2 separate regions of the Homo sapiens genome follow, and region 1 is linked to region 2. A link is an interaction called in ENCODE POLR2A ChIA-PET data of the cell type or tissue named here. Cell type or tissue: PC-3. All regions are shown on one strand. Each heading gives the region's core, and the rest is flanking DNA. Links, peaks and the distances in the headings are about the cores only. Region 1 holds the start of KCNJ8-AS1 (KCNJ8 antisense RNA 1). Region 2 has its middle 23 kb from the start of CMAS.

Region 1 (10,506 bases), core at 3,579-6,078, 360 kb before region 2:
TATGATGTTGCAGAAGATGGAGTAATTCACTCCTATAGTAAATGACTCCATACTGCTGTGTTTTTTGACTTCTCATGCCTTAAAAAAAAAGTCTCCTGTTGTCAGATTGTGAACTGTTTTAAAACTGTATTCATAGAATTGGAGAACAAAATAGGAACTTTAAAATAATCTAATCCAAATGAATGCCTAGAGTTTGAGTGACTGGCCTCAAATTAGTCTGTGATTTAAGAATAGAACCAAAAATAATTTTGGTCTTGCAGCTATCTGTGTGCCTTTCTGTGGGATTCTTTGTAAATTCTATTTTGCTGTCTTTATTCTTCGGTAGCCACAAAACCAGATTAGCTAATGTTATTAGGACTGTAAGTTCTTTGAGGGTACTTTATTCACTTTTATATCTCCAAGTAGCATAGTATTTCTGACAAGATACATTTATATCTCCCAGCAGATACCTATTAAACTTGAGGCACAGTATGAGTAAATGAACCCTGAGTTAGGATTTGAAAGACATTCATTGATACATAGATTCTTTTACATCATTTTCCTTATTTCCTAGTTCTTCGGAATAGTTTGAGGAGCTGAAGTTCCTTGAAGCTGAGCTTCAGGTAGGTGAGGTATTACTATAATAGCAATATATGCTTGTAAATGGACAGCAACTGGCCTTGGTGGGTATCTCTAACAAGAAGAAGAAAAAGGTTCCAGGGAGAGAAAATAATACTAGTGGGGAAAAAGGAGAACTGAGGGTTTAATGTCTCAAAAAGCAAAATAATTCGATTCTAATTGTCTAGCCCTTCATTAGATAGTTGTAACATAGAGTACCTTTTTCCGTTTACATGTTAGCTGTTCTTTTTAGAAGACAGGTAGTTAAATTCTAAATCATACTAATAACTGTGAATTGACTCATTGTGGTGTCTACTTGGATATAGACTAGTTTGTGCTAAGCAGTACGTCCCTAATGTGCTTGAATGACAGATGTTTAGAAGTAGTTTATCGGTAAAAAATACCTAGGCTCAAAGCTATGAATATGGATACATTTTTATCTCTTGCTCTTGCAAGCTGTTTTCTCTGGGTATCTGAAAAACGTCATGGAAAAACTTTGACTATATTTATTCTACTTATGGAAAGATGCTTTCTTGCTGTCTCCTACTGAAAGGTGACAGCGTGCTGGCAGTCCTCACAGCCCTCCCTGGCTCTCGGCGCCTCTTCTGCCTGGGCTCCCCCTTTGGGGGCACTTGAGGAGCCCTTCAGCCCACCGCTGCACTGTGGGAGCCCCTTTCTGGGCTGGCCAAGGCCAGAGGTGGCTCACTCAGCTTCCAGGGGGTGTGGAGGGAGAGGCGCGAGCGGGAACCGGGGCTGCGCGCAGCGCTTGCGGGCCAGCTAGAGTTCCGGGTGGGAGTGGGCTTGGCAGGCCCCGCACTCGGAGCAGCCGGCCGGCCCTGTCGGCCCCAGGCAATGAGGGGCTTAGCACCCGGGCCAGCGGCTGCGGAGGGTGTACTAGGTCCCCCAGCAGCGCCGGCCCACTGGCGCTGCGCTCCATTTCTCGCCGGACCTTAGCTGCCTCCCTGCGGGGCAGGGCTCGGGACCTGCAGCCCGCCATGCCTGGGCCTCCCTCGCTCCCTGGGCTCCTGTGCGGCTCAAGCCTCCCGGACGAGCGCCGCCCCCTGCTCCACTGCGCCCAGTCCCATCTACCACCCAAGGGCTGGGGAGTGCGGGCCCACGGCGCAGGACTGGCAAACAGCTCCACCCGCGGCCCGGTACCGGCGGGATCCACTGAGTGAAGCCAGCTGGGCTCCTGACTCTGGTGGGGACTTGGGAGAACCTTTATGTCTAGCTAAGGGATTGTAAATACACCAATCGGCACTCTGTATCTAGCTCAAGGTTTGTAAACACACCAATCAGCACCCTGTGTCTAGCTCAGGGTTTGTGAATGCACCAATCCACACTCTGTATCTAGCTACTCAGGTGGGGATGTGGAGAACATTTGTGTCTAGCTCAGGGATTGTAAATGCACCAATCAGTGCCCTGACAAAACAGACCACTGGGCTCTACCAATCAGCAGGATGTGGGTGGGGCCGGACAAGAGAATAAAAGCAGGCTGCCCGAGCCAGTAGTAGCAAGTGGCTGTGGTCCCCTTCCACGGTGTGGGGGCTTTGTTCTTTCCCTCTTTGCAATAAATCTTGCTGCTGCTCACTCTTTGGGTCCACACTGTCTTTATGAGCTGTAACATTCACCGCGAAGGTTTGCAGCTTCACTCCTTAAGCCAGTGAAACCACTAACCCACCAAGAAGAATGAACAAACAACTCCAGACGCGCGGCCTTAAGAGCTGTAACACTCACCGCGAAGGTCCGCAGCGTCTCTCCTGAGCTAGTGTGACCACGAACCAACCAGAAGGAACAAACTCCGAACACGCCGCCTTTAAGAACTGTAATACTCACCGCGACGGCTTTTAAGAACTGTAACACTCACCGCGACGGTCGGCGGCTTCATTCTTGAAGTCAGTCAGACCAAGAACCTACCAATTCCGGACGCACTACCCGGGGGACATGATAAATCTGGGAAGGGCACCTCAGGTAAGCCTTTGACTTGCTAGGGGTTCAGCCTTGCTAGAGTTATACAGAGAATAAAATATGCATGTATAGTGAATTATACACAGTTTGAAGTTCATAGTTTTTGTCTGAAAGTGAGCTTTCAGGCAGAGGAGCTGAAAGATCAGCAGAGCCCATTAGAAACCAGAACTGCCCCACTTCTTTCCACATGGTGTTCTTCTCATTGTCTGGGTGCTGCTTCTGGGAACAGAAGCACCTAGTCTACATTCTCTGGGCATTGTGTGAAGTCGTCTGATGGCATCTATATTTCCCCTTCCTGGAACCATGAACTATTATCCTTTCTGGTGCCAAGGACTGCAGTTGCAAATACTTACTTTCTTATATCAGAGATCCTGAAGGAGATAGTAGCTTTTCTATGTTCTAGCTGTACACATTTCAAAACACAGATTTTTTTTTATTTGTTTAGTTTATGTTTTAGAAAATAAAAGGTTAATCAGAATGCAAATGCTGGTAATAAAACAAACAGTCCCGGCCAGCTTGTAATCACAGCACTTTGGGAGGCCAAGGCAGGTGGATCACGAGGTCAGGAGATCGAGACCATCCTGGCTAACATGGTGAAACCCCGTCTTTACTAAAAATACAAAAAATTAGCCGGGCATGGGCGGGGTGCGGCGGTTCATGCCTGTAATCCCAGAACTTTGGGAGGCCGAGGCAGGTGGATCACGACGTCAGGAGTTTGAGACCAGCCTGGCCAAGCTGGTGAAACCGCATCTCTACTAAAAATACAAAAATTAGCCAAGCACGGTGGTGGGCGCCTGTAATTCCAGCTACTCGGGAGGCTGAGGCAGGAGAATCACTTGAACTCCCTAGGCAGAGGTTGCCGTGAGCCGAGATCATGCCACTGCACTCTAGCCTGGGCAACAGAGCAAGACTTTGTCTCAAAAAAAAAAAAAAAAAAAAAAATTAGCTGGGTGTGGTGGCATTTGCCTGTAGTCCTAGCTACTCAGGAGGCTGAGGCAGGAGAATCGCTTGAACTCAGGAGGTGGAGGTTGCAGTGAGCTGAGATCACGCCACTGCATTCCAGCATGGGTGACAGAGTGAGACTCTGTATCAAAAAAAATAAATAAAGGAAAAAAAAAAACAGTCCGCCGCCTCTCTCTCATCCCCAGTCCTGATCCTCAGAGCAACTACTCATTCTTTCTGACTTCTTGAGTTGTAGTCCGAAAGTCCAGCTGCTGATTCCTTTCTCTCCCTGTGCTCATTTAAAATATGCATGAGTATCTAGTCCTTTAAATATACATTAATTTGTGAGGTGGAAAGTGTTATTACTGAGATTTTTTTGCTAGAAAACCCTAGAGTTCACTTGACTAAAGTTTTGTTAGAGTCCTGCAAAGCAATACACATCCAGGAATTTGTATTATATGATTTGTGTAAAGCTTTCATTTATTGAAAATAGTACTATGTGCCAGGCATGCAATGCATTAACTGCATGTAATAATGTGCTCACATGAACCAAGTATAAGTAATGCTTACTTTACTTATATTAACTTACGTAATCCTCATTTCAACCCTATGTGGTGGGTACTTTTATTTTTCTTATTTTAAGGATATGGGGAAACTGAATCACAGAAGGTCAATAACCTGACCAAGATCACACAACTAGTAAGCAGACTCTCTCTCTCCCTCTCTCTCTCTCTCTCTCTCTGTGTTTAAATTTTTGTTTTTTTTTTTCCTGAGACAGGGTCTTGCGCTCTCACCCAGGCTGGAGTGCTGTGGTGCAATCTGTGCTCACTGCAACCTCCGTCTCCTGGGTTCAAGCGATTCTCCTGCCTTAGCCTTCTGAGTAGCTGGGATTACAGGTACCCACCACCATGCCCAGCTAATTTTTGTATTTATAGTAGAGACAGGGTTTCACCATGTTGACCAGGCTGGTCTCAAACTCCTGACCTCAAACTCCTGACCTCAGATGATCCTCCCGCCTCAGCCTCCCAAAGTGCTGGCATTACAGGTGTGAGCCACTGCACCCCGCCGGATCATTCTTAACATACAGATTTATACAGATTTGTTTCCTTTTAAAAAATGGTTACTAAATATTCAATCATTCAGAAACACCATGATGTATTTAACTGTTCCCATATTTTGAGACATTATGCTTTTTACTATGATAAATAATGTTGTATAGATATCATTGTACATTGTAGTCATCTGTATTTGTCATTGCTTGGGTAGGTCTCTGAAAGTGAAATTCCTGGGTAAAAGAGTAGAACAGTTTTTTGGAAGGGCTGTACCCTTTGATTCCAAACCCCATCTGCATATGTCTTACTATACTGTCATCATATTGCATATTACTAAATTTTATTTGTCCAGTTTGTCAGATGAAAAGGGTATTTGGTTCTCTTCTGCAATTATAGAGGCAGTAGGAAAAAAAGTGATGTTTTGTTATAAATTTGTATAACTATGATTATTGGTTGTGTATACTTTCACATTTTTTAAACTTTCCATTATCTGCTCCTCTACCAAAGTGAGCATTCTTCTTGTTTTGTTTCTCTACTTAGCAACTATTCACTTTACTTCTGAAAACAGCCTCGGGGTTTTCTATCCTCTCATCTCTTCCTCTCCTTAAATACATCAAAGCTTCCCAAAGGAAAAACCTATCTAAAACTGGAGCCAAACAAGGGGAATAAGACGAGAGACAGCAAAAGAGAAGCCAGTGATGGCATTCGAGTTTCTGCATCAAGAGCAACGTAAGCCGGGCGCAGTGGCTCAGGCCTGTAATCCCAGCAGTTTGGGAGGCCGAGGCGGGCAGATCACAAGGTCAGTTCAAGACCAGCCTGACCAATATGGTGAAACCCTGTCTCTACTAAAAATATAAAAATTAGCCAGGCATGGTGGGTGGTGGTGGGCACCTGTAGTCCCAGCTACTCGGGAGGCTGAGGCAGGAGAATCGCTTGAACCTGGGAGGCGGAGGTTGCAGTGAGCCGAGATCACACCACTGCACTCCAGCACTCCAGCACTCCAGCCTGGGTGACAGAGCAAAACTCTCTCTCAAAAAAAAAAAAAAAAAAAAAAAAAAAAGGCAACATAATGCAGCCTCGTCCCTAGGCTAGTTTAGGTAAGCAAACTTCACTGACGATAAAAGAGGTCCTAACTGATGTATTATTTTGACCAGTTTGAAATTACAATGTCATTGTTATTTCAATACTGATAAAAGAAAAACTCAGCCAAATTAAATTTAAAGGAGTTGAATTGAGCAATGAATGTTTTGCGAATCGGGCAGCCCCCCCAAATCTCAGCAGATTCACAGAGGCTCCAGCGCAGCCATGTGGTGGAAGAAGACTTACAGACAAAAAAAAAGGGAAATGACGTACAGAAATTGGAAGTGAGGTACAGAATGGCTGGATTGGTTACAGCTCGGTGTTTGCCTTATTTGAACACAGTTTTAACACTCATCAGTGTATGAATGGTTGAAGTATGGCCTCTGGAATGGCCAAGACTTAGCTATAGTTACAGATGCATACTCTGAAGTTACGTTTTCAATTTTGTCTGACTACTAAGCTAGGTTACAGTTCATCCACAAGGACTCAAATATAGAAGTATGGAGTCTTTCTCGGGCCATATTTAGTTTGCTTTAATAATATCAAAATACTAAAAGTAAGGGTGATTTTAAAAAACGTTTTATTTTGTGTTAATTTTAAACTCAGAATAAGTTGCCAAAACTGTTTGGTGAGTTCCCATGTATCCATCACTCAGCTTCCTCCCATAATAACAACTTACTTTATCATTGAGCTTGTTAATATCAGAAAATGAACACTGGTACACTACTGTAAGCTAAACTAGGGACCTTATTCAAATTTTAGCAATTTTAATATTAATATGAGTATTTTTTTAAAAATACACATTTATTCATGTTAAGCAATTTGTGCATTGTGGATAGATTGTTTTTCTAACTAGAAAGTAAATATTAAAAATACTTAAAAATATATCAGGCACTACCTAGGTTTTTAGGCAATATCAGTGGACTCAGGAGTTTATTTTACTTTTAGAGTAGAAAACGTTGGAGAGAACATTTGCCTCAGGCATTCTGAGAGTGGATTGAGCATTTACGTTAATTATTATGTCTTACTCATTATTTCAGACAGGTTAAAATGTAACTTCTTGCAGTGTTCTCGTGTACCACGAAGGAATTTGTTCCTACCCTCATCCATCACCAGTGGTTGAAATCAGTCAGCTTAATGGGTTTCTAAAAGCCATTTCCAGGCAGCTGTGTTTACCCTTCTCTCCAAATGCTCATTGGGGCTTCCTAAGCAGAAATATGACAAGGAACACTTCACTCATCTGTATTTAAATATAAAAGCCTTGTGTATATAAATATAAAAGTTTAGTGTCTCTTTTTGTTTTCTCTGATTTTGGCCTATGGCAAAAAAGAAAATAAAAAGTGATAACAAACAAAAAACAATTTGAAAACAGGTGAACCAAAAGTAGCCCCTAAAATCCAGAGTTCTGATGTTGTAGTTGATTTTTTTGTTTCCTGTTTTTTGTTTTAGGGATGGGGGTCTCTCTATGTTGTCCAAGCTGATCTCAAACTCCTGGCCTCAAGCCATTTTCCTGGCTTGGTCTTCCAAAGTTCTGGGATAACAGGCATGAGCCATCACTCCCAGCCCTGATATTACTTGAATGAAATTTGTTAAATAAAAAATAGGTGCCACTGGGGAGTAGAACATAAGGGAGCTAATATTTATTGACATCTACTATGGCTAGATGTCATACTAGGTGCTTTGAATGGCTCTGTTTAATCTTGGTGGTGTAGTCAAAAGTGTACTCATGATGTTGACCTTGAGACAAATGTCTAATAGTATTTAATGAATAGGGATTACAGTGTAACGGGGCAAAAGAAGCATTGTAAAGCCAGAGGCAGAAGGTACAATCCAACTTCTGGCTAATTAAGTGATACTATACTGTCAGATCCTCTCACTTTAATTATCTTAATTTTATTCTCCAAATAATTCATGATCTTTTATAAAGAATTGAAAAAATACGGGAAGGTGTAAGAAAGCAAAAGTCCTTACTTTCCCCATACCCCGATTCCTCTGCCTAGGGGTAATTGTCTTTAACATATTAATATGCGTCCTTTCTGTCTCCCACAACCTAAAAATAAAAGATATAGTTGAAATTTTGTTAGTAAACAATAAGATTCTAACCAATCCTTTTCAGATGTAAATAACTTACTGTTCATAATGATAGCTTTACTTTTGGCAAATTATATTTCCTAATTTCAAATATTGGGTCTCTTAGATCATGTGAGGAATAATATAGCATTGTATGTATATTTTTCTTACTGGTTTAGAATTTAATAAAAATTGTTAAAATTTACTGAGTTTAAAAGTTACTAAAGTTTATTACTGTGTGCTAGGTGCTTTGCCTAAATTAGCATATGATAACGTGTTTAATCTTCATGAGAACCTTTTAAACTAGGTGCTAAAACTCTCCCTATTGGACAGTTGGTAAATTTTAGGCACCGAGAGGTCAAATAAATTGGCTAAGACCACAAAGCTACTAAGTGGTGATGCTAAAATTCAAACCCAAAAGTCAAGTTCCAAGATCCCAGAACCAGAACTCTTAACCACTATGCAGTACTGAAGATAATGAGCTAGTGAAAGAGCATGGTCAATACACACACACACACAGCTGGTAATAACCTAGAAATCACAGTTTTGCTACCAGACAAGGAGATTTTCTACTTTCTATGAAAAAATATATTGTTTGTTTTTTTGTGGGGGGTTTTAGAAAGAATTTGACTGAGGGTCACAAGGCAAAGAAAGAGACCAAAGCAAGTTTTAGAGCAGGAGTGGAACTTTATTAGAAACCTTTAGAACAGTAAGAAAAGGAAAGAAAGAAAGGAAGAAAAGCACACTTGGAAGGAGGACCAAGCAGGTGACTTGAGAAACCAAGTGTGCCTGTATTATTGTTGTTCTGAACTAATAAATTTGATGTTTTCTCATGAGTTTGGATCATAATCCTGAAAGACTTGAATACCATAATCCTGAATGTTGAAATCCCGAAAAATCAAAATCCCTAAAGTCCAAATCCCTGAAGTCTAAAATCCCCCCAAAATCACGATCACATTATAACGACATCATGTTTGGTGGAACTATTATCTTGTTATTTTCTTATTTGAAAATTCAGTGGCCGGGCGTGGTGGCTCATGCCTGTAATCCCAGCACTTTGGGAGGCTGAGGCGGGTGGATCACAAGGTCAGGAGTTTGAGGCCAGCCTGGCCAACGTGGTGAAACCTCATCTCTACTAAAGATACAAAAATCAGCTGGGTGTGGTGGCTGGTGCCTTGTAATCCCAGCTACTCGGGAGGCTGAGGCAGGAGAATCGCTTGAACCCAGGAGGTGGAGTTTGCAGTGAGCTGAGATCGTACCACTGCACTCTAGTCTGAGTGACAGAGTGAGACTCTGTCTCAAAAAAAAAAATTAAGTGTGGGTGATTAAGGAGATGCATGTGGGTGCCAAGTTGACAAGGGGTGAACTTGTGGACTCAATTTTGGGAGTCAACTTGACCAAATTAAGGAATACCAAAAAAACCTGGTAAAGAATTTTCTGGGGGAGTATCTGCAAGTATGTTTTGAGAGGAGATTGCTGTGTGAGCCTGTGTGGTGTAGGTGGGGAAGATCTGCCCTCAATGTTGGCGGCTCCATCCAATCAGCTAGGGACTTGGAGAGAATAGATAGAGAAGGCAAATTGGTATCTTTGAGAGTAGAGACTTTTCTTTTTCTGCCTTGGACATCAGAACCCCTAACTTGCTGGCTCTTGGACTCCAGAACTTACATCAGTGGTCCCCCAGGTCCTGACGCTCTCAGACTGAGAGGTACCTTTGCTTCCCTGGTTCTCAACATAAAAACATTGAAGCTTCCTCTATAAATGAAAAGATGTCCTTTTTGTACATATGCATTTGTGAAAGATAAAATTTCACAAGGTCTCGGCTCTTTGGGAGACTGCAAATGCGGTGGCAACCCATCACAATCTTTGATTCGTCTTGTCAAAAGACTTATGTTGTCCTTCACGGTACTTCAGATGACTGTAGTTACAAAACTAAGTGCACACAATTACCAACCATGGTGACATGCATTTATACATTTTGCTTTTTGACCTGTTTCTTTATGAATATGGTTTTTCTGCTCATAACTGTTGTACCCGTGAGACTCTATAGCTGAGTGTTTATGCTTGCAAAAATATGTATATTTTACATATCTTATTGTGTAAAGTGGTCTATGACAATAGATCTTTGCACAATAAAATAATTACAATAGACCTTTACATAATAAAAATATTTTACTTTATTATGTAAAGTGGTCTATGAAATATTCTTTTTTTTCTCAAATATCCTTTTAAAATATAAATAAATGTTATTTAAATAATTTTAAATTATCTTTACCAGAATTATATTTTCAAGATTTTGATCTTTTTTAAGATTTCAACATTTGGAATTATGGTATGTGGGATTGTTTCTTTCAGAATTATTATAGGCTCCCTTTAACCATAACTTTTATGGTTTTCTTTCCTCTCCTTTTGGCCTTTGGCAAAGCAAAAACAAAGTAAAAACAAGCCCTTTTGTGTCTCTTAGTGGTATCTATGCATGGAATCTCCAGAATTATATCTCATGGCCCAAGAGTTTTAGCCTTCATTAGCTTATTACGTCACATTTCCATTTAATGTCTAGTTTCAACAGTTAGAGCCTCTATCCCATAAGACCAAAGACATTTTAGTCATTTTTCCACTTTTCTGCTTTCCAGCTGTGTTTGGGAACTCCTGGGTAATGTGCACAGTGTTTCTCAAATCAGTCCTTGTTATCGCTCCCTGTCTCCATCAGTGGTAGGGCTTCAGTCTATTGCTTCATTCTCCTGCAGGTCCCCTCTTCCATTTTGAGACCAGCTTCTCCCAAGTGCCACTTGCTTTTCCT
Region 2 (10,506 bases), core at 2,910-5,409:
GGAATCTTCGCCATAAGAATGATGGTACACAGAGGCTACCATAACACATCTCATGATTTTGTGGAACTTAAATGTGACTTGATTTGCAATCAGATTCTCCTTAAAATACTGTAATAGCTCCTTTCACACAACTGAAGCTTTTGAACTCCACTTAAAATATGAAAATTTTACTTATATTTAAAACCATAAATCTGGATGATATCAGTGAGGCAATGAGTATGGATAAGAAAAAAGTTGATCAAGAACCGATCTCTGGGGCATTCAACATTAGAAGATTCAGGGGAAGTCAAAAAAGCAAAGAAAACAGAGAAGGACCAGTCAGTGATGTAGAATGAATACTAGAAGGGTGTGGTGTCCTAAAAGCTAAGGGAGGAAAAAAAAGATGTTTTCAGGAGAAAAGAGTAGGGCCGGGAGCAATGGCTCACACCTGTAATCCCAGCACTTTGGGGGGCCGAGGCAGGTGGATCACTTGAGGTCAGCAGTTCAAGACCAGCTTGGCCAACATGGTGAAACCCTGTCTTTACTAAAAATACAAAAAATTAGCCAAGTGTGGTGGCGGGCACCTGTAGTCCCAGCTACTGGAGAGGAAGAGGTGGAAGGATCACTTGGGCCTGGGAGGCGGAGGTTGCAGTGAGCCAAGATCGTGCCACTGCATTCCAGTCTGGAAAATAGAGACTGTCACAAAAAAAAAAAAAAAAAAAAAAAAAGAGTAATCTGCTGTGTGTGAAATACTGTTGATATGTCAAACATCATGAGGCCTGAGAATTGAAAACTGGATTTAGCAACATGGAGGTCAGTGGTAACGTTTTTTTAAAGCACCATTAAAAATTCAAAGTAAAAAAAAAATCATAATAAATATTAAGAAGACCAACAAAATTCTAATTTTGACATTAAATCTACTTTGTTTTTCTTTCTTTCTTTCTTTTTTTGAGACCGTCTCACTCTATCACCTAGGCTGGAGTAAGTGACATCATCATGACTAGCGATTGAGCTCCTAGGCTCCTAGGGACTACAGACACATGTCACCACACCTGACTAATTTATTTATTTTTATTTTTTTGTAGAGATTGGATCCCATTATGTTTCCCAGGCTGGTCTCGGACTTCTGACCTCAAGCTATCCTCCTGCCTTGGCCTCCCAAACTGCATAGCTTATGGGCATGTGCCACCATGCCTGGCCTGATTTCCTTTTAAAAAATCAGTATTTAAAAATTGAGGGAAAGGTAGCTCATTTGTCAGTGCCTAAGGAATATACTCAGTCTTTATTTTGGATAATGTAATACTGAAATGATTGACTCATTAAAATTATTCACTATACTAAATTAAACAATAATTTGGTATTGGAGTATCAGTAACATAATATTTTTCTACTGTCTCACAGACAGACACGCACACACCCTTAATAGCTATAACTGAAAGTATTTCAAATAAATTTTGGATATACATTCTAAATATATCAGAAATATATTTCTAGGCATTAGACAATGGTCCATTTTCCGAACAACATTAAGCGCAACAACTTCAAGTATTAAATACAAATTACGTGTCGGAGTTTATTATAAATTAATTTGGTCTCTAATGAATGCATACTTATAGTGCCACCTACTGTCTGGTAGTAAAATTATAACATCAATCATCCATACAGGTGAATTAAGATAAAGAAATAAAATACATAATCCTCTTATTATCAGTAATCTCTTTTTGGAAATCAGACATTCTGTGCGACAACACTAACTTAGAGAACATATCACATTATTTCAATGAGGAAAAAGTATAACATATTACTTATCAACCTGCAACTCCTACCAATTTTATAAAATATATGAAAGCCCACTAAAGCATACACACACACACACACACACACACACACACACACACAACGAATCATTACGTTAGGATGTAAATGCTTAAAACATTACTTTTTGATTACCAATTACGATAGTTTTTAGTAAACAGCGGTTTCGTAGTGTGTGGTAACATTTGTTGACCATTGACATATATTCCAAAAGTCTACCAGTGATTGCAATTTTATTTGTGATGTTACTTTAGGCATTTTCCCTAATCATTTTTTTAAATATTTATATCTACTATAATGCTATAGAGTTACCTGTAGGGTCTATCATTATACTTAAAAATGTAAGGTAGAAAACATTGGCCATAATCTATCATTTATTTAAGAAAAAGGGGAAAATATTATAATATACAGTGACCTTTGAGCAGCATGTGTTTGAACCGCAGGAATCCACTTAATGCATGGATTTTCTCTTCCCCTGCCATTTCTGAGATAGCAAAACCAGCCCTTTCTCTTCCTGTTCCTCCTCAGTCTACTCAACATAAAGACAATGAGGATTAAGACCTTTCTGCTGATCCACTTTCACTTAATAAACAGTAAATGTATTTTCTCTTCCTTATGATTTTCTTTCACATTTCCTTTTCTCTTGCTTACTTTTTTGTAAGAATACAATATACAATATATAGAATATACAAAATATGTGTTAATCAACCATCTGTGTTCTTGATGGTTTAAGGCTTCTGGTCAACAGTAGGCTATTAGTAATTAAGTTTTGAAGGAGACAAAAATTATGCTTGGATTTCTCACTGCATGGGGGATCTGCATTCCTAACCCCCACATTGTGCAAGGGTCAATTATCTATATATAGTTATATAAATACATAAGTATATATAGTTATATGTGTGTTAAGTGGTATCCCATAGAAGGATAAGGAGACTCGAGCAGAGAAAAAAAAAATTGAAACAAGGCTTCCTTAAATATACCTTGCTTAGTAGATTCAACTACATAATTATAAAGCACGATTAAATAGGACAAGCAATTCAATTAAATACAGTGAAAGAAATTAAAAGCTGTATGGGGTTTTAGCAATGTAAATAGAAAATATGTAAACTAGCAGAAAAAAATTGCAATAAGGAATAAATATGTTCTATGAAGTTAGGGTATGGAACACCAACAGCCATTTTTAATAGGAAATTGTTGAATAGGGGGAGTTCTGTGGGGGCCTGTGGACTTTGGCACATTGAGAAGAGTAAGGACTAAATTTCTATTAACTAATGTCTGTATGTTGCACAGACTTGTCACATCTTTGATAGACAACAACCTGACCTGGATTCAAATATTATCACCTAATTTCAGATATTCACAAGCTTTAACAAAATTTTATATTCAACATTTTCTCACCTTATGCTCCCTTTTTAAAATTCCCTTTAAAATTACACAAAGATATTTTGTTTGATAAGATGACTTTAATTTTTAAACTACTAGGATATAAACCTTTGTGTTTTCATAATACAAGGTCATTGTTTGGCTCTTTTATTTTTCTTTGGGTTTTAAGTGCTCTGCATCTACAACCAAGTTAAGTGTCATTTTACCTGTCAACATTCTAATTATTCTACAATAAGTTTACAGAATAACTGGTAAACATTAAAGATGTGAAGTTAGTAAAATATCTTTATGCAGCTGAACGCGGTGGCTCATGCCTGTAGTCCTAGCACTTTGGGAGGCTGAGGCAGACAGATCGCTTGAGGTCAGGAGTTCAAGACCAGTCTGGCCAACATGGTGAAACCCCGTCTCTACTAATAGAAAAATTAGCCAGGTATGGTGGTGCCTGTCTGTAATCCTGGCTACTCCAGAAGCTGAGGAAGGAAAATCACCTGAACCCAGGAGATGGAGGTTACAGTGAGCCAAAATCATGCTGCAGCACTCCAGCCTGGGCGACAGAGCGAGACTCTTGTCTCAAAACAAACAAACAAAAAACCTTTAGGCTTTCCTCTGTTCCTTCCTCGCCTCTATACTTGCATTTGTTTAGTCATTCAGCAAATATTTATTGAATTCCTGCTACATGCAGGCTCTGGGTGTGCAATGGTGACACATGCAGGCTCTGGGTGTGCAGTGGTGACACATGCAAGCTCTGGGTGTGCAGTGGTGAGCAAACCTTGGTGCCATGAAACGAAGTGTGAATCATAGGAATAGAAATGGCAAGGAGGAAACAAAGACAGAAAGTATATATGCAGAAGGTCTCAGCAGGTTTTCATTTTATTTTAACCAGTTATTCTTCGGCCCATAGTAATACTCCATTGTGTTAAAAAGAAAGATGAACTCTCAAATTCACTGTGTCCTCAAATTCACTTAGTAGGCAAAGAAAAAGAGGCCTTGAAGGAAGAGGGCCAGAGAGAGAAAAGGGTAGTGATGAGAGAGAAATAAAACCACCTGTAGTATCTGATAGCATAAATTTTCCTGTCCCATCCCATCAATATCTGTTAAAATTCCCATATCTTTGTAGGGCTTATTTCAAAAGCCCATATAATCCTTGAAGTCTTTTCTGATCCTCCAAACTTGATGTAATTTCTCTGAACTCGATGTAATTTGTTTCTCCCTTTAAACAGCCAAACTCTATTATTCGTCTTTTGGTACTTAGGTTTCTCCGCTTATCTTCTGTTAAATCTGTTTGTATAATGCCCTTCAATAATTCCTTTAGTAGAGAAACTGTCTCTTATTCACGCTAGTGTCTTCTACATAACATGAGCTTAATAAATGTTGATTTGATTGAACCTTAAAAAGTTATAATTCATCTGCCTATAAGCAAGTTACTCAAATCAAACTGACTTGTTTACCACCTATTGTCATCACACAGCTTGGAATGTAAACGTCCTCATTTCAAAACTGTGTACACTCACACACATATATACATGTATGGTCACATATATTTATAAAATTATATATTTGTATTTATTTAGTGAAATGTTTCAGTCTATATGCTATTCTATTGCATTTCCTAAGGGATCTCTTTAAATTTGAAAGGTTACTTCTTCAGCACTTCCAAACTGATCTCTTTTAAATAAATAAAATCATTTTCCAGGTTACTGAGCTATTTTTCATCTTCAATTCGTAACCTTTTATATGAAAGTAAAAGTTATGATAAAAATTCTTTGTTCATTTGAAACCTCATAGGATATAACCCCCCAACACTGTGTGAGGTCTACAAAAGAGTATTTGTGATTGAAAGATCAAATCAAAAGGAGACAACAAAGGTAAAAGTAACATTTACGCAATTTTGTTTACTTAGCAAAGTGAACAATGTTACAAAATCTGTCATGTCATTCAGGAATTGAGCATAATGCAATAATGACGTTTTGTAGTCATCTCCGGGGAAGGCTTCTTTCCAAATTTTCTGAAAATAAAATGCCTATGAATTAATTTAACACAGACCCAAAAGAAAGTAGCAGGTTACAATGTAGGTAGCCAGAGAAACAGTCCAGGCTATTAGAAGAACCATTAAGATGCTTAGTGCTAGAACCCAAAAGGTTCAAAATAGATTTAGAATAAGAATCATGGCGACTAAGGTACCAGACATATAAAATATGACACCAGAACAAATGCTTCCTACAGGTACTCCTTTGATTCACCTCTATAGTGGAGACAAACATCTACTCAAGCAATAGTTTTTGTTAGGATTTTTAATCTTCATTAAAAGATTATTACAAATAACTGATAAGAGTAGTTTAGCATGTAGGTAGTAAATTAAGGCAAAATAGTAGCATGATTGTTAATTTTATTTGTCAATATAATGGGGCTAAGTGGTGCTCAAACAGCTGGTAAAATATTATCTGTGTGTCTGTGAGGATACTTCTGGGATAATCTGAATCAGCAGACTGAGTAAAGATCACCCTTAGCAATGTGGGGGTTATCCTCCAATCCATTGAGGGCCTGAATACAACATAAAGTTGGACCAGATCAAGTTTATTGATATGGGCCCACTAAGCAGATTCTGCATTTAATGTTGCAGCTACAGAAATCTGTATAAGTAATGAGGAGCCAAGTGTTAATCGCCAAGAAAGTGGGGAAAATGTCTCCAGGGCATGTCACAGATCTTTGCAGCTGCCCCTCCCATTGCAGGCCTGGAGGCCAAGAAGGAAAAAAATGGTTTTATTGGCCCCCTTGCTGTGTGCAGCATAGAGACTTAGTGCCCTGCATCCTAGCCACTCTAGCCATGGCTAAAAGGGATCAAGGTACAGCTTGGGCCATGGCTTCAGAGGGTGCAAGCCCCAAACCTTGGCAGCTTCCATGTGGTATTAAGCCTGTAGGTGCACAGAAGTCAAGAATTGGGATTTGGGAACCTCTGCCAAGATTTCAGAGGATGTATGGAAATGCCTGGATGTCCAGGCAGAAGTTTGCTGCAGGGGTGGGGCCCTCATGGAGAACCTCTGATAGGGGAGGGCAGAAGAGAAATGTGGAGTGGGCACCCCCACACAGAGTCCCCACTGGGGCACTGCCTAATAGAGCTGTGAAAAGAGGGCCACTGTCCTCCAGATCCTAGTATGGTAGATCTGCCAACAGCTTGCACTGTGTGCCTGGAAAAGCAGCAGACACTCAATGCCAGCCCATGAAAGCAGCCAGGAGGGAGGTTGCATTCTGCAAAGCCATGGGAGGTGCTGCCCAAGACCACGGGAACCCACATCTTGCAGCAATGTGACCTGGATGTGAGACATGGAGTCAAAGGAGATCATTTTGGAGCTTTAAGATTTGACTGCCTTGCTGGATTTCAGACTTACATGGGGCCTGTTGTTCCTTTGTTTTGGCCAGTTTCTCCCATTTGGAACAGCTGTATTTATGCCTGTACCTCCATTGTACCTAGGAAGTAACTAACTTGCTTTTGATTTTACAGGCTTATAGGTGGAAAGGACTTGCCTTGTCTAAGATGAGACTTTGGGCTGTGAACTTTGAGTTAATACTGAAATGAGTTAAGACATTGGGGGACTGTTGGGAAGGCATGATTGGTTTTTAAATGTGAGGATATGAGATTTGTGAGGGGCCAAGGATGGAATGATGTGGTCTGGCTCTGTCCCCACCTAAATCTCATCTTTAATTGTAGCTTCCAGAATTCCCACATGTTGTGGGAGGGACCTGGTGGGAGATAATTGAATCATGGGGGCAGTTTCCCCATACTGTTCTAGTGGTAGTGAATAAGTCTCATGAGATCTGATGATTTTATAAGGGGAAACCTCTTTCACTAGGATCTCATTCTGTCTCTTGCCTGCCAGCATGTTAGACGTGACTTTTGCCTCCCACCATGATTGTGAGGCATCCTCAGCCACGTGGAATTGTGAGTCCATTAAACCTCTTTTTCTTTATAAATTACCCAGTCTCAGGTATGTCCTGATCAGCAGCATAAAAGTGCACTAATATAGCCAGGCAGGTCTTGAACTCCTGACTTCAAGTAATCTGCCCACCTCTGCCTCCCAATGTCCTGAGATTACAGGCATGAGCCACCATGCCTGGCTATGTGATGGTTAATTTTATGCGTTAACTGGGCTAAGGAATGCTCAGATAGCTTGTAAAACATTATTCCTGGGCTTGTCTGTGAAAGCATTTCTAGAAAAGATTAGAATTTGAATCAATAGACTGAATAAAGATCACCCTCACTAATGTGGGTGGGCATCATCTAATTTTTTAGGGCCTACAAACAGAACAAAAAAGCAGAAGCAGGGTTAATTTTCCCTCTGCTTCAGCTGGGACATCCTCTTTTCAGACATCAGTGCTCCTGGGACTTAAACTATTGGCTCCATTCTCAGGCCTTTGTGTTTGGACAGAGACAAAATCACAGGTTTTTCAGGGTCTCCAGCTTACAGATATCAGATGGACTTTTCAGACTCCATAGTAATATAGGCCAATTCCTCATAATAAGTATTTTTCTATTTCTTATGGTAGCAATATTTATAATAGTAAAGACATGGAAACAAAACAAATGTTCATGAAGAGTTCACTGGACAGAGAAAATGTAGTATACACTGCAATGGAATGTTAATCAGCCTTTTTAAAAAAGGAGGGAATCCTACCATTTGTGACATCACAGAAAAACCTAGAGGTTATTACACTACATGAAATAAGCCAGTCACAAAAAGACAAATGCTCATGATTTCACTTATATAGGGTACCTGAAATAATCAAACTCATAAAAGCAAAGAATAAGTGGTGATTGCCAGGGGGTGGGGAAAGGGAAAATGGGAAATTATTTTCAATAGGTATAAAGGTACAAAGTTGTAATAGGTATAAAGTTTTAGTCATGCTAGATAAATAAGTCCTAGAGATCTTGTGTACAACATAGTGCCATAGTTAACAATACAGTATTGTGCACTTTAAAATGTGTTGAGGATAGATCTTATGTTAAGTGTTCTTACCAAAACACACACACACACACACACACACACACACACACACACTTTTGGAGGTGATGGATATATTCAGTACCTTGGTTTTGGTGATGATATCACAGTTTTATGCATACATTCACATTCATCAAATCGTATACATTAAATATGTGCATTTTTGTATATCAAATATACCTCATTAAAGCGTTTAAAAACACTGATATGATACTAAAATATATTCACATTGAAAAATATTAAAAATAAATGCAAACCATTCTGTTATATAATGAATACTTAAAATTATTAGCATTATTAAGTATTTGCATGTTTAATTAAAGATTATATTTTATTATTATGGGTCTAAGTAAGCCAAAATTAAATAGGCCAGGCAGAATAAACATTCTCAAGTAATCCAAGGTTTTTCTATGCCTCATCAACTTGCAGAGGATTATAATTTTAGAGCAAGCAGTTATTTTATATATCAGCAAACACATGAGGAAACTTTTATGCAAATGCTGAAGGAAAAGTTTATAGTGCTAAATGCCCACATCAAAAAGTCTGACAAATCACAAACTGACAACCTAACAGCATACCTCAAGGAACTAGAAAAACGAGAACAAACCGAAACCCAAAGCTAGTAGAAGGAAAGAAATAAAAAATATCAGAGCAGAACTCAATGAAATTGTAACCAAGAAATAATACAAAAGATTAATGAAGCAAGGAGTTTATTCCTTGAAAAGATAAACAAACTGACAGACCATTAGCTAGATTAACCAAGAAAAGAAGAGAGAAGTTTCAAATAAGTTCAATTAGAAATGAAAATGTAGACATTATGACCAACACTACAGACATACAAAATATCATTCGAGCCTACTATGAATACCTCTATGCATACAAACTGAAAAATCTAGAGGAAATGGATAAATTCCTGGAAACATACAACCCTCCTAGCTTGAATCAGGAAGAAATAAAAACCTTGAACAGACCAGTAACAAGCAATGAGATTGAATCAGTAATTTAAAAATTGTCACAACAACTAAAAAAGTCTAGGGCCATACAGATTCACAGCCAAACTCTACCAGACGTTTAAGAAAAATTGGTACTGATCTTACTGAAACTATTCCAAAAGACTGAGAAAAAGAGAATCCCTTCATTCTATGAAGTTTTACTCTGATACCAAAGCCAGGAAAGGACATAACAAAAAAAAGAAAGCTACAGAACACACTAATATCCCCGATGAACATGGATGAAAAAATCTTCAATAAAATACTAGCAAACTGAATCCAACAGCACATCAACAAGATAATACAACATGATCAAGTGGGTTTCATCCCAGGAATGCAGGGAGGGTTCAACATATTCAGCTCAATAAATATGATTCATCACATAAACAGAAGTAAAAACAGAAACCATATAATCATCTCAATAGATGCAGAAAAAGTATTCAATAAAATCTAGTTTCATTTTCTGATAAAAAAAAAACCTCAACAAACTAGGAATAGGAGGAAAATAACTCAAAATAATAAAAGCCATGTATGACAGACTCACAACCAACATCATACTGAGTGGGGAAAGGTTGAAAGCATTCCCCCTAAAAACTGGAACAAGACAAGGATGCCCACTTTTACCACTTATTTTCAACATATTACTGGAAGTCTTAGCCAGGGAATCGGGCAAGAGAAAGAAATAAATGGAATCTAAGTTGGAAAAGATGAAGTCAAATTATATGTTTGCTGATGATATGATCATATACCTATAGAATCCTAAAAACTCTTCCAAAAGACTCCTAGATTTGATAAAGGGATTCAATAAAGTACCAGATTACAAAATCAATGTATGCAAATTAGCAGCACTGCAATACATCAATAATGACCAAGCTGAGAATCAAATAAAAAACTTAGCTCCTTTTACAATAGCTGGAAAAATAAAATAAAACAGAATACCTAGGAATATACTAAGCCAAGGAGGTAAAAGATCTTTACAAGCAGAACTACAAAACACTGCCAAAAGAAATCACAGATGACACAAACAAATGGAAATACATACCATGCTCATGGATTAGAAGGATCGATATTGCAAAAATGACCATGCTGCCCAAAGCAACCTATGGATTCAATGCAATTCCTAGCAAACTACCAAAATCATTTTTCTTGAAATTAGAAAAAACAATCCAAAAATTTATATGGAACCCCAAAAAAGAGCCCAGATAGCCAAAGCAATCCTAAGCAAAAAGAACAAACTTGGAGGCGTCACATTACCCAACTACAAATTATACTATAAGGCTATAGTAACCAAATCAACATGATACTGGTATAAATGTAGATACACAGACCAATGGAACAGAAAA

The links. ChIA-PET counts read pairs that join two places held together with the same protein. Peaks named below come from ENCODE experiments on the same cell type or tissue, not always from the same donor. Only the 100,000 strongest peaks of a DNase experiment are listed, where the experiment ranks them.
Region 1: POLR2A ChIA-PET joins it to region 2 with 13 read pairs; 3 of 35 experiments call an interaction of 5 or more read pairs at or near these places.

Annotation. Positions count from the first base shown.
Region 1 is chr12:21,660,204-21,670,709 of GRCh38, forward strand. KCNJ8-AS1 (KCNJ8 antisense RNA 1) reads left to right here and starts at 2,110. Exons shown (of 5, transcript XR_007063241.1): 1 at 2,110-2,568. In PC-3, for the core only: no CTCF peak of the experiment used is centred there; no DNase peak of the experiment used is centred there.
Region 2 is chr12:22,017,491-22,027,996 of GRCh38, forward strand. No RefSeq gene overlaps it. Among named protein-coding and RNA genes, the nearest start is that of CMAS, 23 kb to the right of the region's middle. In PC-3, for the core only: no CTCF peak of the experiment used is centred there; a DNase peak (open chromatin) is centred at 3,881; H3K27ac peaks cover 751 bases.